Linked DNA regions of Mus musculus: region 1 is linked to region 2. Evidence: chromatin loops called from intact Hi-C (ENCODE). Cell type or tissue: heart. All regions are shown on one strand. Links, peaks and the distances in the headings refer to the core of each region. The heading gives the core; the rest is flanking DNA.

Evidence for each region. Peaks named below come from ENCODE experiments on the same cell type or tissue, not always from the same donor. Only the 100,000 strongest peaks of a DNase experiment are listed, where the experiment ranks them.
Region 1: it touches region 2 in a loop (2.7-fold over the local background); 2 of 42 quality-filtered maps call a loop at or near these places.

Annotation. Positions count from the first base shown.
Region 1 is chr11:50,642,335-50,650,671 of GRCm38, reverse strand. The region is part of intron 2 of Adamts2 (a disintegrin-like and metallopeptidase (reprolysin type) with thrombospondin type 1 motif, 2); the gene reads right to left. Among named protein-coding and RNA genes, the nearest start is that of Adamts2, 44 kb to the right of the region's middle. In heart, for the core only: no CTCF peak of the experiment used is centred there; DNase peaks (open chromatin) are centred at 411, 2,061, 2,331, 4,321 and 1 weaker place.
Region 2 is chr11:50,911,457-50,919,793 of GRCm38, reverse strand. It overlaps Zfp2 (zinc finger protein 2), which reads left to right and starts at 3,618. Exons shown (of 6, transcript NM_001044698.2): 1 at 3,618-3,685; 2 at 7,393-7,514. In heart, for the core only: a CTCF peak has its summit at 3,524; a DNase peak (open chromatin) is centred at 3,623; H3K4me3 peaks cover 1,261 bases; H3K27ac peaks cover 880 bases.

The DNA.
Region 1 (8,337 bases), core at 51-8,050, 270 kb after region 2:
GGCCTCACTTTCCTCTGCTCTTGCTAGAGAAGGGACACATTATTGTGTTGCTTTGTCCTGACAGGCTCACACCTGCTTACAAAGTGCTAATCTTCACCAGAGGGGCTGGTGCACTACTCAGTCCTCGAAGTAAGTCAGATGAATGTTCTGACTCGCACATTAGGGTTCTTATTTCGGGAGGCTTTGTTTACTGATCAGGCTTAGACGTGAAGCAAACACTGGCATCTCAGCATGGAGCTGGCCTCCCTTTTACCTTCAGTGGCATGGGACCTTAGACTTAGGCAAATGCACAACACAGTCTGCCCTCACCATGGACTGGAATGAGCCAGCAGCTGGTGGCTGTCAGCCCAGGACACACATGGAACATCGCCTACCTATCACCAAGGACAACAAAATAACCGTGGATGGTAGGTCATAGCCCAGGGCAAGCATGGAGCCCCACCTTCTGTGACCATGGACAAGATGCCACTGGCACCAGATCACAGCCCTGGACACAGAGAGACATGGGGTTTCCATTACCACAGACAAGAAGGTGCCAATGGCTAACAGAGCCCAGTTCTGGACACACAAGGACATCAGCTTTCCATTACTATGGACATGGATGTACCAATGTCCTGAGAAAGCAAAACACAAGACAAGCTCATACCCCATCCCCCACCCCAGCTTTTTGTTGTTAAGGACAACATGTTAATGACTGCCAGATCACAGTCCAGGGAAAGGACTGCCCATTACTATAAACAAGAATGTGTCTATGGCATCAGATCATAGTACAAGACACACAGGGACATTGGCTTGCCATCATCATGGCTGAGAACATGCCAATAGCCTGAGAGAGCTCAGCCTAGAATGGGTGCAGGAATTGTCGACCAAGGTGATCTTTTTCTCTGTTGTTGGTATATTACTATGCTGACAGAGTGTGGGACCTTGTGTTGGCCAGACCTCTCATTACTGTGACAAATACAGAAGAGGTGCCATCTTTTAACTTTATTGCTTATTTAGAGACAGGGTTGCATGAAGCCTAGCTGGCCTTGAACTCACTATATTGCTGAGGATGACTTCGAACTTCTGATCCTCTCACGTCTATCTCCTGGGTGTTGGTACTGCATGCATGCACCACCTTGGCCAGTCCAATAGACATGTTTTAAAGGAGAGAAATATTCATCTTGGCTCATGGTTTCAGAACTTTTAGTTCATGGCCAGCTTCCTACATATCTCTGGGCCTAAGATGAACCAGAGAAAGTCAAGAAGCTTCGCAGTTGCTCACCTCATGGACCAGGAAACAGACAGAGTTGGGAAGAAAGGCCCAGGCAACAAGTGTAACCTTCAGAGTTCTATCCAGTGGTCTCCTTTCTCCAGCTAGGCAACACCTTCTAAAACAGTGTCATTAGCTGAGGACAAAGCTGTCAGTATATGAGCCTAGTACATGGGCAAGGGGTAAAAGAGGATGAGTAGGGTAAATAATTCCCTATTCAAGCCATAATAAGAAGCTAGAGTCAGAGCTGAGACCCCAGGAAGGCAGCCAGCTAATGGACTTCCTCTGGCTCGCTCAGTCCCATAAAGCAGAGATGAACACTCTCCAGATGCTGAACCTTCAGCTACCTCCCACCAGAGTCCTTCTTCTCCATCCAACCACAAGCCTCATCCTAAGAGTCTGTGTTCCCTTTCTAAGAGACAGTAAAGTCCCCTTCCTTTCACATGCCCTTCTCTGCAAGCTGGCCTCCGCTGCTGTCCTTCCCCACATCTGATATCCACATCTTCTGTCTCTCTTCCCAAAGGGCACTGGGGACCTTCATATCCCCTTCTTTTGGCCTCTCTCTGAAGCCCACTCAGTTTCCATGGCATCAGAGACAGCCGGTTTCCTCATACTCCATTGACCCTACAACACAGACTGCGTGTTCCCTTCAAAAGCCCACTTAACATTTACAGAAGCTGAGCAAACACCAGCAAATGAAGCAATTTCAGAATTCTCCAAGTCTCAGAGCACCCAGGTGGCCTCTGTGCTCATAATTCAGGGTGTTTGGTCTGGACCAGGATATCCCTGCCAAGTCTCCATGGAGACTAACTCTTCCTTTCTTGCCAGAGCCTGGCAGCTGTGGAAGATGACTGAAGTCCTTTTGCTAGGGATCTGAATGCATGTCTCCCCTCTGAAGTCCATATGTAATGATATGAGGAATGTGGGCCTTTGAGAAATGATGAGGTGCTGAGAGTCCTGCTCCCATGAAGAGAGACCCAAGAGTTTGCATGTCCCATCTACTCTGTGAGAACAAAAGTGAGGAGATGTCACTATGAACTAGGAGGTGACTGAACCAGCTGATATCTCGATCTGGGACCAGCCTCCAAATCTGGGAGAGACGAGGCCCAGCTGTACAACAGTCCAGATGGGCCAAGACAACCTTGGAGCTCTGGATGCTGACTGGAAGATGCTGATTACTGAGAGGGATACAGAAAAAATACAGAACTAAGATAGAGTCTCAAAACATCTAGAAATATTTGATGGGGAGACTAAAGTGCCGGGAGAAACAGATTCTTGCAGGAAGTCTGTGCTAGCTGGGAGAGGAAACTCATTTACGGCAACAGTGAAATTGAATATAAAAGCTAACAAAGTCTGAACTCAACTTGCAAAGATATTGAAGATTCACAAGAAATTAGCATGACAGGTTAACACAATAAAACTTTACCACTTGGGAGTTTTGTAAACTGCCCCATAAACAGTTCTCAAATTAATAGAATCACAATCACAAGTACTTTTTAACATGCTGCTATTGAGAAGCCAACATATCAGCAAGTCTAGGTGATAACCAAAGCTGTCACCAGAAGCAAATTCATAGCCTCAATGCTTCATGATTGTAAAACAGAACAAAAATAATGGGAAATTCACATCAAGAACACAGGAAGAGACCAAAATATATCAAAAGTAACTAAGATGATAAAAGATAATAACAGGGCATCAATTATAAAATATTTATATCTGTCACTGGACAAGAGAGATGGCTCAGTGGCTAAAAGTGTTTGCCCCTCAATGATGCAAGCCTTGTGACCTGAATCTGATCCCTGAGACACATATAAATGTGAAAGTAGAAAAATGACTCTACTAAGCTCTCCTCTGACCACCACATGTGTCCTACCTCCCATATAATGATGACAATGATGATGGTGATGGTGGTGATGGTGATAATTTTATTTATATATGTCACAAGGTGGAAAATGATCACCAACATAGCCAGTAGTAGCTTTTCAGTTTCCAATGCTGATGAAACAGCCATAAACTTCCTGACTTAAAACAACACAAGTTGTTCAAGAGCACAAAAGTTCAAAATAAGTCTTCTTCAGCTACAGTAAAGCTTGAGGAAGGGTGGGAATGGACTGAGATGCTTCTGGAAGCCATAGGGAGTACTGATTTCCTTTTCTTTTGTAGCTTCTGGTGACCTCTTTCTTGTATTACTTGGCTCATAGCCTCTTTCTCCTTCTTCAAAGCTGACATCTTCCAGCCTCCCCTTGACTCTGACCTCCACTTTTAAGAACACCGAGCTCAGCAGGATAATCCAGGATAATCCCCTCTCTTAAAGTCAAATAATGAATGACTGTTACTTCATGGGCCATCCTCATTCCCCAACATGATCAAACAAAGCATATTTGAAGATTCCAGGGCCAAGGACCTGAGCATTCTCGTCGGGAGACTACTGTCTCTCACATTATCTACACCAAGTTGGCAGAATTCATTCTCCTTGTTTTTCTTCTCTGCTTTCCTGGGGTGAGTTTTCTTATAAGTATATTTTCTTATACTTAAAAGCAATTTTTATAAGTATTTTGTATGCTGAGCAAAAGCATGTTTAATTGTGGTCTGAGAGATTTTAAAGGGCACAGCATCCTTTCCAGGTACCTGTTGGATTGCTTTTGTCACCATCTTTTTCTATGGTCTTTTTTCCTTGCCCTCTTGTCCATGACCTGCCTGAGGACAGGACAGACCTCCTTCATGCCTGTGTCCCTAACACTGAGCACAGCGCTTTTGGCATAATAAGCTTTTGAAAATACTTCTCACTTAGGACAAACCCCTTTACAAAGGGGCCTTGGTTCTGGAAGAATGATGTGCACGCTCAAATATGCACTTTAAAGCTGAGATCCAAATCAACACAATGATATTATTTAAGCATCCTCATACATAAAACCTAATTCGGAAACAGTCTGGGAAATGCAAGCCAGCAGACAGATAAAGTGTTATTGCTCTGGCCCTGGAGAGAACCCTTCATCTGCACAGAGCCAGAAGAAGGATGTGAGAAGTGGAACCGGCCCCACAAGCCAGAGGCAGGAGCGCGTTCTGCATGGGCTGAGTGCCAGCTCTGAATAGGGGCCTCCCCAGGCTACAGACAGCAGCTGCCTCTGACCAGACCTCCCTGTTGGGCTTAGACTCAAGCCCATCACCCTGGCCAAGGAGGATAAACTTGTCCCTGCTACAAGAACATCACACTGAGATGTGGGTAGAAGCTCTGGGGGCCTTGCATGCTCCTTCCTTTCAGAAAGGAAAAGAAAGCAAAGGGCATTGCTCAGAGACCCAGTGGCTTTATCTTCTAGATTGCTTTGTTATTTTGTTTATTACATTTATTCATTCTCATGAGTCTGTCCTGAGGCTGGGGCCCTCATCTGCTGAGCCATTTTACCAGCCCAAGTTATTTTCACTTCTCACTACCCTGCAAAACATCTGACCAGAGCAACTTAAGGATGAAAGGGTCTGGCTTAGCTCACAGTCTGGGAGCTTACAGTCCACCACAATGGGTAAGGCATGGCGACAGGCACATGAAGCAGCTGGTCACAGTGTATCCGCAGCCAGGAAACTGAGAGAGGTCAGTTCTGATACTCAGCTCACCTTGGTGCCACTCACACTCGGGTTTACAGTTCTGTAGTAACACCCTCACAGATATGTCCTGAGGTAGGTTTTAAATCCAACAAATTGGCAGTCAATATTATCTACACACCATCCTTGAATCTCATGGGCTGAAGAAAAGAGTTAGACCCAACTGAGGCAGACACACATATACATACATACACACACATACACACACACACACACACACACACACACACAGAGAGAGAGAGAGAGAGAGAGAGAGAGGACACACACAGAGAGAGAGGACACAGAGAGAGGGAGAGAGAGAGAAAGAGAGAGAGAGAGAGAGAGAGAGAGAGAGAGAGAGAGAGAGAGAGAGACATCGTCATTTGTGGGAAATGATGTGGTATTTTTAAATACAAAGAGATTGTGAAAAGAGTCAACCCAGCGTCATGCCAGCTTACCATTCTTTTGAAATGATCTCCGCTATGTTACTCTGGTACTCTGAGGCAAAGTGGCCTTTCCCAGCCTGTTTTTTGCCTATAAAGGGGCACCAAGCACTCATATGTTACTCAATGAGACACATTCTGACAAATGTACCCTTAGGCAAGCATGCTATTATGCATCCCAGATGGCCACAACATCACTATGTGACAGAATCTTATGGGACCATTGTCATATATGTAATTTAACAGTGATTAAAATGTTCCTATATGGCTTACAACTCCGTGAGTGTGTGTCTCTCTGTGTGTGTATGCATGTGTGTATGTATACGTGTGTGTCTTCTTTATGAATTATACCACAAACTATTTCCAGTTAGTCGTAAAGGAAACCTCATATTAGCCAGCACCACAGATAAATTCTATTGTTTCTGGCTGTCTATTCTTGACTAGGCTTACCCGTGTTTTTTACTAGCATTTCAAAGCAGAAATGTCAAAGTGTCAGGTGCTTGGGAGCTGTGTTGTTTAGTGTAGTAGCGATGAGCAGGGGAGGCTATTGAGAGCACAACATGTGACTGATCTGAATTGAAAGATGCTCTGTGTATAAAATACACAGCAGGATTTCAAAGACTCAATACCAAAAGCAAAGAAAAAGAAAAGAGAAAAGAAGGAAAATGAGGCTGGAGAAAACGAGGTCTAGTGGTTAAGAGCACTGGCTGTTTCCCCAGCACCCACACGGAGGCTCACAACCCTCTGTAACTCAAGTTCCAGAGTATCCAATGCCCTTTTCTGGCCTCCAGGGACACCAGGCACTTACGTGGTGCACATGCATACATACAGGCAAGACACCCATCCACATAAAATACTTTTAAAAAGAAATATTTCACCCAGAGTTCTGAAGTGTTGCTACAGATTGAAATGATAATATTTGGGGATAAAACTAGGCAGGCTATGGCTGCTTTATGGAATTATTAAGGAATGAAGGATCAAATGAAGACAAGAGGAGGAATCGAGATTTTACAGATTGTGAAGCTCAGGCTCCAAGCCATTGATTGCATCACTCATCCGAGATCTGACACCTAAGGGTTGGGTGACCCAGTCAGTTGGAATCTATCTAGGCCTCATACAGGCATGGGGGAGTCCCCAGAGCATATGGGGCACTGAGTCCATCTATGCAGCGAAGACTGAGTACGCAGGCACTGAGTGTAGCCAAGCAGTTTGTCCTGAGCATGCAGGGCAGCTAGGAGAGGGCTCTGGAGCCAATCACACAGAGACTGAAGACCAAAATCCTCAGGGGGAAAAAAAAACAACTCAGCAATGAGTTCAATAAGTTTTCATTTATCAAGAATAGACTCTTCTCCTCACATGATACATTTTTACCACTGTGTCCCCTTCCTCTGCTTCTCCCAGCTCCCCAGCTCCTGTATTCTTCAGATCCACTCCTCCTCTGTTTCCCTTCCAAAAAGAGCAAACCTCCGAGAGACAACAGCTAAACATGACAAAATAAGATGCAATGAGACAAGGCAAAAGCTCTCATATTGACGCTGGACAAGGCAACCCGGTAAGAGGAAAAGAGTCCCAAAAGCAGGCAAAAGAGTCAGAGACACACCCACTCCTTGTTAGGAGTCCATAAAAACACCAAGCTAGCATCCATAACATATTGACAGAGGGCCTGGTGCCGACGCAGGCAAGCCTTGTGCTTTCTGCTTTAGTCTCTGTAAGTCCATGTGAGCCCTGCTTAGTTGGTTCAGTGGTACATGTTGAATTCAGTAATATTTTAAGATTTAAGATTTATTTTATTCTCTCTCTCTCTCTCTCTCTCTCTCTCTCTCTCTCTCTCTGTGTGTGTGTGTGTGTGTGTGTGTGTGTGTGTGTGTTTTGTATGGTCATTTGTGTGTGCAGTTGTCCTCAGAGGCCAGAAGAGGGAGTCAGACCCAGTGATGCTAGAGTTACACATGGGTGTGAGCTGCCTAATGTAATGCTGGGAACTGAACTCTGGTCCTCTGGAAGAGCAACAACTGCTCTTACCACTGAGCCATCTGTCCAGGCCCAAGTTTAATGTTTTATCTTCCAGTACTGCTCATGTAGTTATTATATAACTCAAATCACACAAGTAGGCACTGTATACATAGTAAAGCCCTTGCCTCACAACAAAAACCAAAAGCAAACAAAACAATCTGCTCTCAAAGATAGACCTAACAACCCTAAATAAAACACTAGCAAATCCAAGCTAAAACTATACAAAAAGTTTAAAACACTTTCAACAAGGTAAACTAAATGCAGGCAGAGTAATACTCTGATTGATTGATTGATTGATTGATTGATTGATTAATGGTTTAATGTCAATTAATCCACCATGCTAGCAGAATAAGGAAAAACATATTATATAAATGATGTAGAGAAATATGATATAAAACCAATATTCATTCATGAGTTACAATGTAAAATTTCAGTTTACTAATATGGAAAGGAATTATGTCAACTTAACAAAGAGATTCTTTTAAAAAAAAAAACTCATAAACCTTCTTGAAACCTCAGGGAAAAAGTTTCGCAAGACTGGGAATGTGTCCATACAAATAAATATTGGAAATCCTACTGACAGTCTTGGAAAGTACAATAAGAAAAGTAAACATACAAGATAAGAAATGTAGGACGGTGGCTGCTCACGGCCAGCCTGATTGTGCAATGTGCTTCATTCCTAGAGCTGGTAAACTGGGTTCTGTGAGGTCAAAACACACAAACCTAACCACTTCTTGCAATAACATCTTGGGAAGTGAAACTATTTACAAACTATTTACAGGTAAATTAAATATATATATATATATATATATATATATATATATATATATATATATATAGCTGAAACAAAAACAATACACTTGGGGCCCAGTGAGGTGGCTCAGCAGGTAAAGACACTGCCACCAAGCTTGGGCTTGGTGACCTGAGTTTGATCCCTGGGATCCACGTGATAGACAGAGAGAACTGTCTTCCCAAGGTTGTCCTCCGACCTCCACAAGCAAGCATCCTCTCTCTCTCTCTCCCTCTCTCTCTCTCTCTCCATACATGTGATTTAAA
Region 2 (8,337 bases), core at 8-8,007:
TGTAGTCAGTCATTCAAAGCCTTAAGATATAACTTAGTAGGTCTGTCTTTCTCAGGTTATAAAGTTATTTCATTACTATCATGTCCCATAAAAAAATGTAAAGACCTTTCTAATTTTGAAATATAAGTTTCCATGAAAGTCCTGAATAAGAGTTAAGAGAAATGTGTATTTCTAGCCTCTGTACTGTTCTAAGTTACAAAGCCTTTTACCTTTTCAGTACCAGAGCTTGTCCAATTAATAGCCTAGTTTTTGAGGGTTTTTTGTTTGGTTTGATTTTTGTTCTCTTTTCCTCCCTCCCATCCTGTCAGGACGTCACTGTTCAGCCCGTTTCCAATGTAAGATCTTCCTGCATCTGCCACTTGATTGCTGGGACCACAGGCAAGGGCTGTTACACTGAACTCTGGCTGTGGGGTTCTTAAGAGTGTGCACCTGTTCAGAAATTTAAATGCCTATCATATGCATTTTTATTTAGAAACAACATGGTTGGGATGAGAAAAAAACTACAAAGATATAGTTTCCCTGTACTGTTAGTAACAATGTTAGTATATTGTTGGATAAAATATTGTTGGATATAATGGGGGGGGGAGCTCATCTGACTGTGATCTAACAGCATCAAAACAAGCCAAATTAAGAAAAAGATTCATAGTTTTTATAAAATATTACTAAAATAGTTGTTAAGAAAAAACATTCACAAGGACCAGGAAAATAATAATGGAGGCGGTGGGCAGTCTATGGCAGACAGGGCAAGTTAGTGGCAGAGATCCTAATTCCCAGGATCGAACTACTTGGAAGTGTTATGGGTGGGGCTTAGGTCATTCGGGATGTACCCTTCAACTGCCTTGTGGGACCTCGCCATTTCTCCTTCTGCCTCCTGGAGAAATATAACTGAACAAAGAGGGTGTGGTCTAATAGTAATACACTGGGTGTGGAGCCATAGCAAGATCTGTTTACTCGGGCTCTTCTCTGCGACCCCAGGACTTAAGAGAAAATGATCTTCCTTTTCTCTGGGTATGATGGGATCAATTCTTGCAGGAGAATCTCATGCTATGCTCAGAGGAGAGAGCAAGGTGAGCTTTCTGCTTCTGTCTTCTCAGATGTTGAGGTACTATATTGTGCAGAGTATGTGTAGCATATCTTTGACTCTACCATTAACTATTAGGGTCACACATGTTCTACTAGGTCAGCAGTCTTTTCTTTACTGCAGTTCTCTTTCCATTTGAAATACTCCTCTAAATAGTCTCTTCATCTTAGAAACAACAAACTCTCTAGTCTTTAAAAATGGTGTCTATCATACTTATATCATCAAAGAATATGATCTACAGAGCAATTCTGTTACATGTGTGGCTAATTCCAAACCAATATAAAATCATATCTAGAAACTATTTTTCTCAGATTTTGGAGAACTATTTATAGGTGTCTATCAAACTTGTTAATTTTGTTTTTCAAAGATTCCACATTGGTAGTGTTGTTTTTGGTCAGCCTTTCTATCAGTTCCTGAGATGATAGAACAGAACTTGAGCCCTCTACATGAACAGTCACAATTCTTAACTTCTTAATCTCTCAAGCCCTCAATTGTGACATTTTTCATTTTCCCATATTTTTAAATAGTCCAGACAACTATGAAAAAAAAGCCAGACACTACCAGTAAAGAGCAATAAATTTTTATTCAGTATGTTGGCAATAGGGGTAGCCACTTGCATTAAACAAGAGCTCATCTCTGAATTAAAAAAAAAAAAAGCCAGCTGGAGACTTAAGCCAACAAGGAGAGGGCATAGTGGACACCAAAGAGGAGCTACCTGCTAAAGACAGCTCAGTAGTCCCAGAGCTGTGCACCGCAAAAGCAGTCAAAATGGCGGCAGGCCTCTTCTCACAACCCATACCATGTGAGGTGTCCAAAATGGGGACTCCTGTTAAAATGATGGTACCACCTTGCAGCCATCACGGGAGGTGTTCACAGTGGTGCACGCCTTTCCTGCCTCAGCAGCCTCAGCAGGAGCTGGCCCTCAAGAACTGTTCAACATGGCTACACCTTTCCTACTTCTGCCTACTGCCTTCATGAAGAGCTGTCCACGGTGGCAACACCTTCTTTGCTGCCTCAGCCCACAGCCTTGGTCAAACACCACTGCAGGAGATGTCCATAATGCCAGCACCTCCTCTCCAACCTACAGAGACGGTGCCTCAGTCAAAACCACCAGCGGCTGGGAAAAACATCTAACCCATGGGCCTGATGCAGGGAAAGGGGGGGTGAAAAAAGCCGCCAATTCCTGAGCTTCCCCCCCCCCACACACACACAGACACACAGACAAAACATCAATCCTTGAGCAGAAAATCCACTAATCCCTGAGCTCCCCAAATTCAGGACTTGAAATCCCACCAATCATCACTCTGGAAATCTCTGCCCTGGAAAGCCCCGCCCCCTAAGAGATCCTATATAAGCACTGCCACTTTGTCTAATTCCCTGTTGTCTGTTCCCTAGGATAGAGAGCAGCCATCCCTGGATTCATCCCTTCACACCCTGGTCCATCCAATAAATCTCTTTCATGAGATTCTTATGCCTGGTCAGAAGTGAAGAAGAAAAGAAGCAATGAAGAGAAGAAACGATGAGAAGGAGAGGGACTGAGGCTCCTGAGCTCCGCTGAGGACGCCATGCCCTGGTAGCTGCATCGCCTCTGCTGAGGAGGCTTCCTCTTAGAGCTATCTAGTTCCTCAGCTCCCATGTCTCAGGGTGCCCTTCTTTTGGGACATTGTCCCACCTCAGAGCTGTGTGGTTCCTGAGCTTCCGAGTCCCAGGAGATCCTCCCATCAGAGCAGAAACACAATGTCAAAGACCTAAGACGGAAGGTGTGGGATAAAAGCGGAAGGTGTGGGATAAAAGGAATTTGGGCACGCACGTTTGGCTAATAGGATTTTTGAGCCTCGTCAAAAAGTGGCCTCCAGATGCCCGTCCGACATTTGGTTCGGAACATAGTCTTTGTTGCATGGAATAGAAGTTTTACAGGCTGAAGCGAGGGGGAAAGGACCAAAAGTATAGAAGAAGGACTAGTTGGGAAGGATGGAGGTCAGTGAAAGAAGGGCACATGAATGAGGGTCGCTGGGGGTGAATGTGATCACAGTGCACTGTATTCAAGTATCATGATGTCAGATTTTAAAGAAAAAACGTTAAAAAACAAGCGGCCAGACAAGAACCCAATATTACAGTTTGTAACCTATCTTTCTATCCTAAGATAGGATGGAAATTATCCTAAGATATTCTCCAAGTTCCAAAGCCGTGGATGCAGCCGAAACTACCTTAGCACCCACGAGTTTCACTCACAGAGGTGGCTGGTTTTCCACAGTAACAATTCACCCAGCCAGTGCATCATTTACTACCTGGTCACAGAGCGCCGTGAAGTATCTACATTACATTAGTAGCTTACCTCTCATCCTAACCTCATGCAAGGGGGTGTCCAAGGTTCTCTTAATTTAGGAAAGGAAAAGGTTCTAGAACCAGTTTCTTTAAGAAAATAAGCTTAAGGTGGCAAACCTTGCCTGAGCACTAGGGGAGCAATCGCTGGCCCGCAGCCCTGCGGTTGCGCCTGCGCAACTGGAAGCCCTGTCGAGGGCTCATGGTCTTGTGGGAAATGTAGTCCCGCGCGCCCAGTGCGGCTGCCTGTGCCGCCAGCCTCTGGCTTCTTCAGTGACTGTGGTGAGTGCGCTTCCTCGGGCGGGTGGTCCACGGGCGGGGAGGCGGAGGCGTTCCCACTGGGAGCCCGGGGCTCTGGTGCCAAAAGAGCAGAGCCGGCCAGACAGAAAGGTGATCCTTCGTCCGCAAGGAGCACGAAGTCGCAGGTGCGCAGCTCACGCGCGCGCCAGGCCGCAGGACACCCTAACCGAGACCCCCCAGCTCGGTATCCCCCCGTACCCCGGGGTCATTCGCGCCCGACTGCTCTCCAGCTCTACCTGGCCGAGCAGCTCTGGTTCGGTATGCACTATGAATGCGTGGTAGACCCGCTCTCTGAAGCTTGGCAGGGCACGGGACCACAGTCCGGGGCTCTGGCCATTGTGTGCACCGCTGCTGGGGACCCGCCCTCTGCCTGCGAAGGAGGAGCTTGTAAAATGAGTCCTGAATAAGCAAGAACGTGCCCACCCTTTCTTTAAGTTCATTATTGGTCAACTAGAAAAATGTACGAGCGAAATCATTCGAAATTTGTCCTAAAGTCCATGTATTGTGTTATATGTATAAATAGAAACCTTTTGCTTCCAAAAAAAAAAAAAAAGATGTTAGTGCCTTTCCTCCATTCACCTTTAAAAATGGAGTTACAAAAGGCATTTTGTAAGATGCTTGAAGTGCATCTAAACCACCACCCAATGGAGATGAGAATAGCCTTAAGACACTAATTTTTAAGAGCAGTTAAAGCTGTCATTTTCACGAATGGTTCCCTTTGGACTTTTGGGCTTTTTTGTTTTTGTTGTGTTTTGTTTTTATTTTAATATTGGACATGGTACAGTTATGTCATTCTTTGTATTGCCTCTTTCCACAAAACCTTGTAGTGAAATTTCTAGGTCAACGTTATAATTAGACCTTTGGGCATCTCCTGTCTTATTCTTTCCAGAAAAGTAGCAGTTTCTAAAGATGGTTGCGGTGTTAAGAGTGACTGACGCCCCACATCAACTGGAAGTGCTGCTAGTAGCCTCTTAAGCTTTGGAGAGGTGCAAGCTAGGTGTGGTAGTGTGTGCCTTGAATCCCACAGAGGCAGGGGGATGAGTTTGAGGCCACCTGCTCCACAGAGTCTGGGCCAGCCAAGGCTACTTAGTGAGAAGACCCTCCTTCAAATAATATCCTTATGCTAAACTCCAGCCCATTTTATTCCTAACTTTTGCATCTGTTGTACAAACAGATGAATCTACAGAAAAGTTGCATATTGCTATAGTCATATAAACCTACATTTCACTTGTATGTATCTATGGCTGCATGTATGCATGGGTACAGGTGCACATATAGCCACATTCAGGTGAAGACCTGAGGTCAGGGCCGAGAAGCATCCTCCATCTTCCTCCAAGCCCTCGGGCATTTCATCCTCCTGCTTGCTTTCTGGTCCTCATGCTTGCCCAGTGCTGAGCCATTCCCCAGGGCCAGCTCCCTCCTCCTCCACCTCCACCATGTTTACCATAATTAGAGAGGCCTTCTGTTTCACTGCATCACAAAGATGTTCATTTATACTTTCTAGTAGAACTCTCATTCTGTTTTTGCATCTCTATTCTTTTCCAAACGACAACCCTTGCTATGTGTTATTGTATATTGAATCCTTTCTTGATAATGCCAACTTTCTTATATCCTCAGTCTACCCAGCCCACCCCTCTGCCTTTACTGTAGTAGGGGTCAAGTCCAGGGCCTCTACTGAGCTATAATAACTCAATGAATTATTCCTGAATTCCTATATATGCATGCTTTTTTTTCTGAACCGCATGTGCTGCTAGGATTGCAATTGTGCATTGGTGTTCCCTGTTGGTCTGTAACATGGGTGGGGGGGAGGTAGGGGCGGTGGTGGTGGTGGAGTCTGCCTGTTGTATTTACAGCTGTTCTCAGCATTGCTTAGCATGCCGCATGCCGCTATTCTCACAGTTGATGTTGACAAGATACTTAATTTGTCAGAGGTTCCTCAGTAATAGTGTTGGTTTGTATCAACTTGACACAAATTAGAGTTATCCAAAAGGAGGGAGCCTCAACTGAGAAAATGCCTCCATAAGATCTGGCTGCAGGGCATTTCTTAATTAGTGATTGAGAAGGGAGGGCCCAGTACATTGTGTGTGTGCTTGGGTTCTATAAGAAAGCAGTCTGAGCACGGCAATAAGCAGTGTTTCTGCATGGCCTCTGCATCAGCTTCTGCCTTCAGGTCCCTGCCCTGTTTGAGTTCCTATCTTGACTTCCTTTGATGATAAATAGTGATATGGAAGTGTAAGCCAAATAAAGGCTTTGCTCCCCAAGCCTTGGTCATGATCCCTCATTGCAGCAACAGTAACCCTCAGGCAGCTGTGTTCTAGTTAATGTCATTTAAAATTCTGGTGGACAAGTTCTTTTTCATGACTGTTAGTGTTGAATTGAAACAATGTGCATATGTTTATGTTGTAGTGTTACAATTTGATTATATTGTATCTGGTCAAATGAGACTAATTAGCATAGTCCTTTTCTTTGTGTTGGGAGCATTGAAGATGCTTTCTTCAGCTGAGTGTAACCTTGGCAGCTGGGAGCCAAAGGCAGGGGTTGAAGGTCATTGTCCATTACACAACATGTTCATGGCCAGCCTGGGCTGTGTGAGATCCTGTTTCAAAAAATGAAAAGGGAGACTGAAGAGCTGGCTGGGTTGGGAGAAGTGCTTCTGTGAATGTGTGACAACTTGAATTCAGAGGCAACGCCCATGCAAGAATCTGGGAGAGCTTTAGATGAACTCCAGGGCTGGGGAGGTGGAGCACAGAGGCAGGAGGATTACTGGAGTTTGCTGTCCAGCAGCCAAAGTCCAGGTTCAGAGACTGTCTCAAGGAATAAGGCAGGACACCAAATACACACACACACACACACACACACACACACACACACACGTGTATCTCTATATATCCACAAACACATGTGAACATACATACCACACATACATATTCACAATAAAAAAAAAATGAAAATTCCTTGCTAATTTAAAAATAGGCTGATGTGAATTAATTATAGCTGACCTTTTGTGCTGTGGAAGGTTAAAAGATAAGTCCCTTGCTTAACTTTATTCCTGTGCCTGGTAACTAACGACCCTCTGTGCCTGCCTACCCTTCTCAGTGTCCGGTATCCACTACATACTTTCTGCTTCAATGAGATCAACATATTCAGCTTCCACATGAGTGAGAACATCGGGTGTTCGTCTTAGCCAGAATTCTTTTAAAAGGCTAGAGACATGTCTGAGTGGTTAAGATTCCTTGCTGCTCTTGTAGAGGACCCAGGTTTTGTTCCCAGCACCCACATAGTGACTTAAAACTATCCTTTATGCCAATTTCAGGGGATCAAATACCCTCCTCCCACCTCCTCCAACAAACGTGGTACACATACATACATGCTGTCAGATCACTTACTGATACAAAAATAAAGCAAAAAAAAGTTATACGACATGATTAGCTAATAATTTTTCCATAATTAACTTTAAAATACTGTCATTGAGGTCTATAAACTGATTAGGAATGTATCGTGTATAAATTCAGGTCAAGGACAAATAGTTTAGAATCCTGAGCCATCCTACTCAGGAATACAGCATGCCTCTCCACTTGTTTATATACTAAGTAAGCTTAAAAGTTTATAGGTATAATATTTAACTGTATATGTGTCGACACCACATGCTTCTTATTTATTTGTAGGAATTTTATTTTTTGTTGCAGCAGGAGTCTCTCATGTCTTCCTTGCCGTCCCTCAGCTCCGCCCCTAGAGACTGCACATTTTCTAAGAAGGCCCCCCAGGAAGGAGGAAGGCAATGGCTGTTAGGCCTCTGCCATTGGCAGCTCAGGTGAGACATCATTGTCAGACATCTTTTACTCCCACAATGAGAATGGACTTGATTACAGAGGACAGAGATGTGTCAGAGTATTGGGTCCCTTCGCTGTCCCTCACCTGTGTTCCCAGCTGCTACTGGAGTTCTTGAATGGCACTCAAAGGCTAGAGAGGGGACCAAGGTCACAGGAGAGGTGGATGGGTGCTTCTAGAGCATATGGACCATCAGGAGTCAGAAAAGCCTAGGAAAGGGACGGTCAGAGCTATGAGAAGGAGGAAGTGTCCACCCATCTCACGGTCTGGGAAAGGATGCCACAGAGGATTTGCTGTAATGCAGGTACATGTTTCAATATGGAGTCTGTCTTAGCAGTTGTGTCATGTCGCTCCTCCATGGTGGTGATTGAGAGTCTGCCATGTACACAGCATGGTTAAGTCTTACAGCACTGGCTTCTGTTTAGCTATGATGAAGACTGCATCTCTCTCTCTCTCTCTCTCTCTCTCTCTCTCTCTCTCTCTCTTTCTCTCTCTCTCTCTCTGTGTATGTGTGTGTGTGTGTGTGTGTGTGTGTGTGTTTAGATGTACATGCCCATGTTTGCAGAAGCCAGAAGAGGTCACAGATATTTTCCTCTATCACTTCATGATATTTCTATGTTTAGACAAGGTCTCTCACTGAACTAGAAGCTCATCATTCAAGCTGTGTTAGCTGACCAGTAACGTGTGAGTCCTTTTATCTGAGTCTTCAGGATCTTAACTCAGCTCTGCTTGTTTGCTTTGCTCCCTCTTAGCTACTGCTCCATCTTCCCCAGTCTTCCTACAATCTCTTAAACATTGCCACAGGG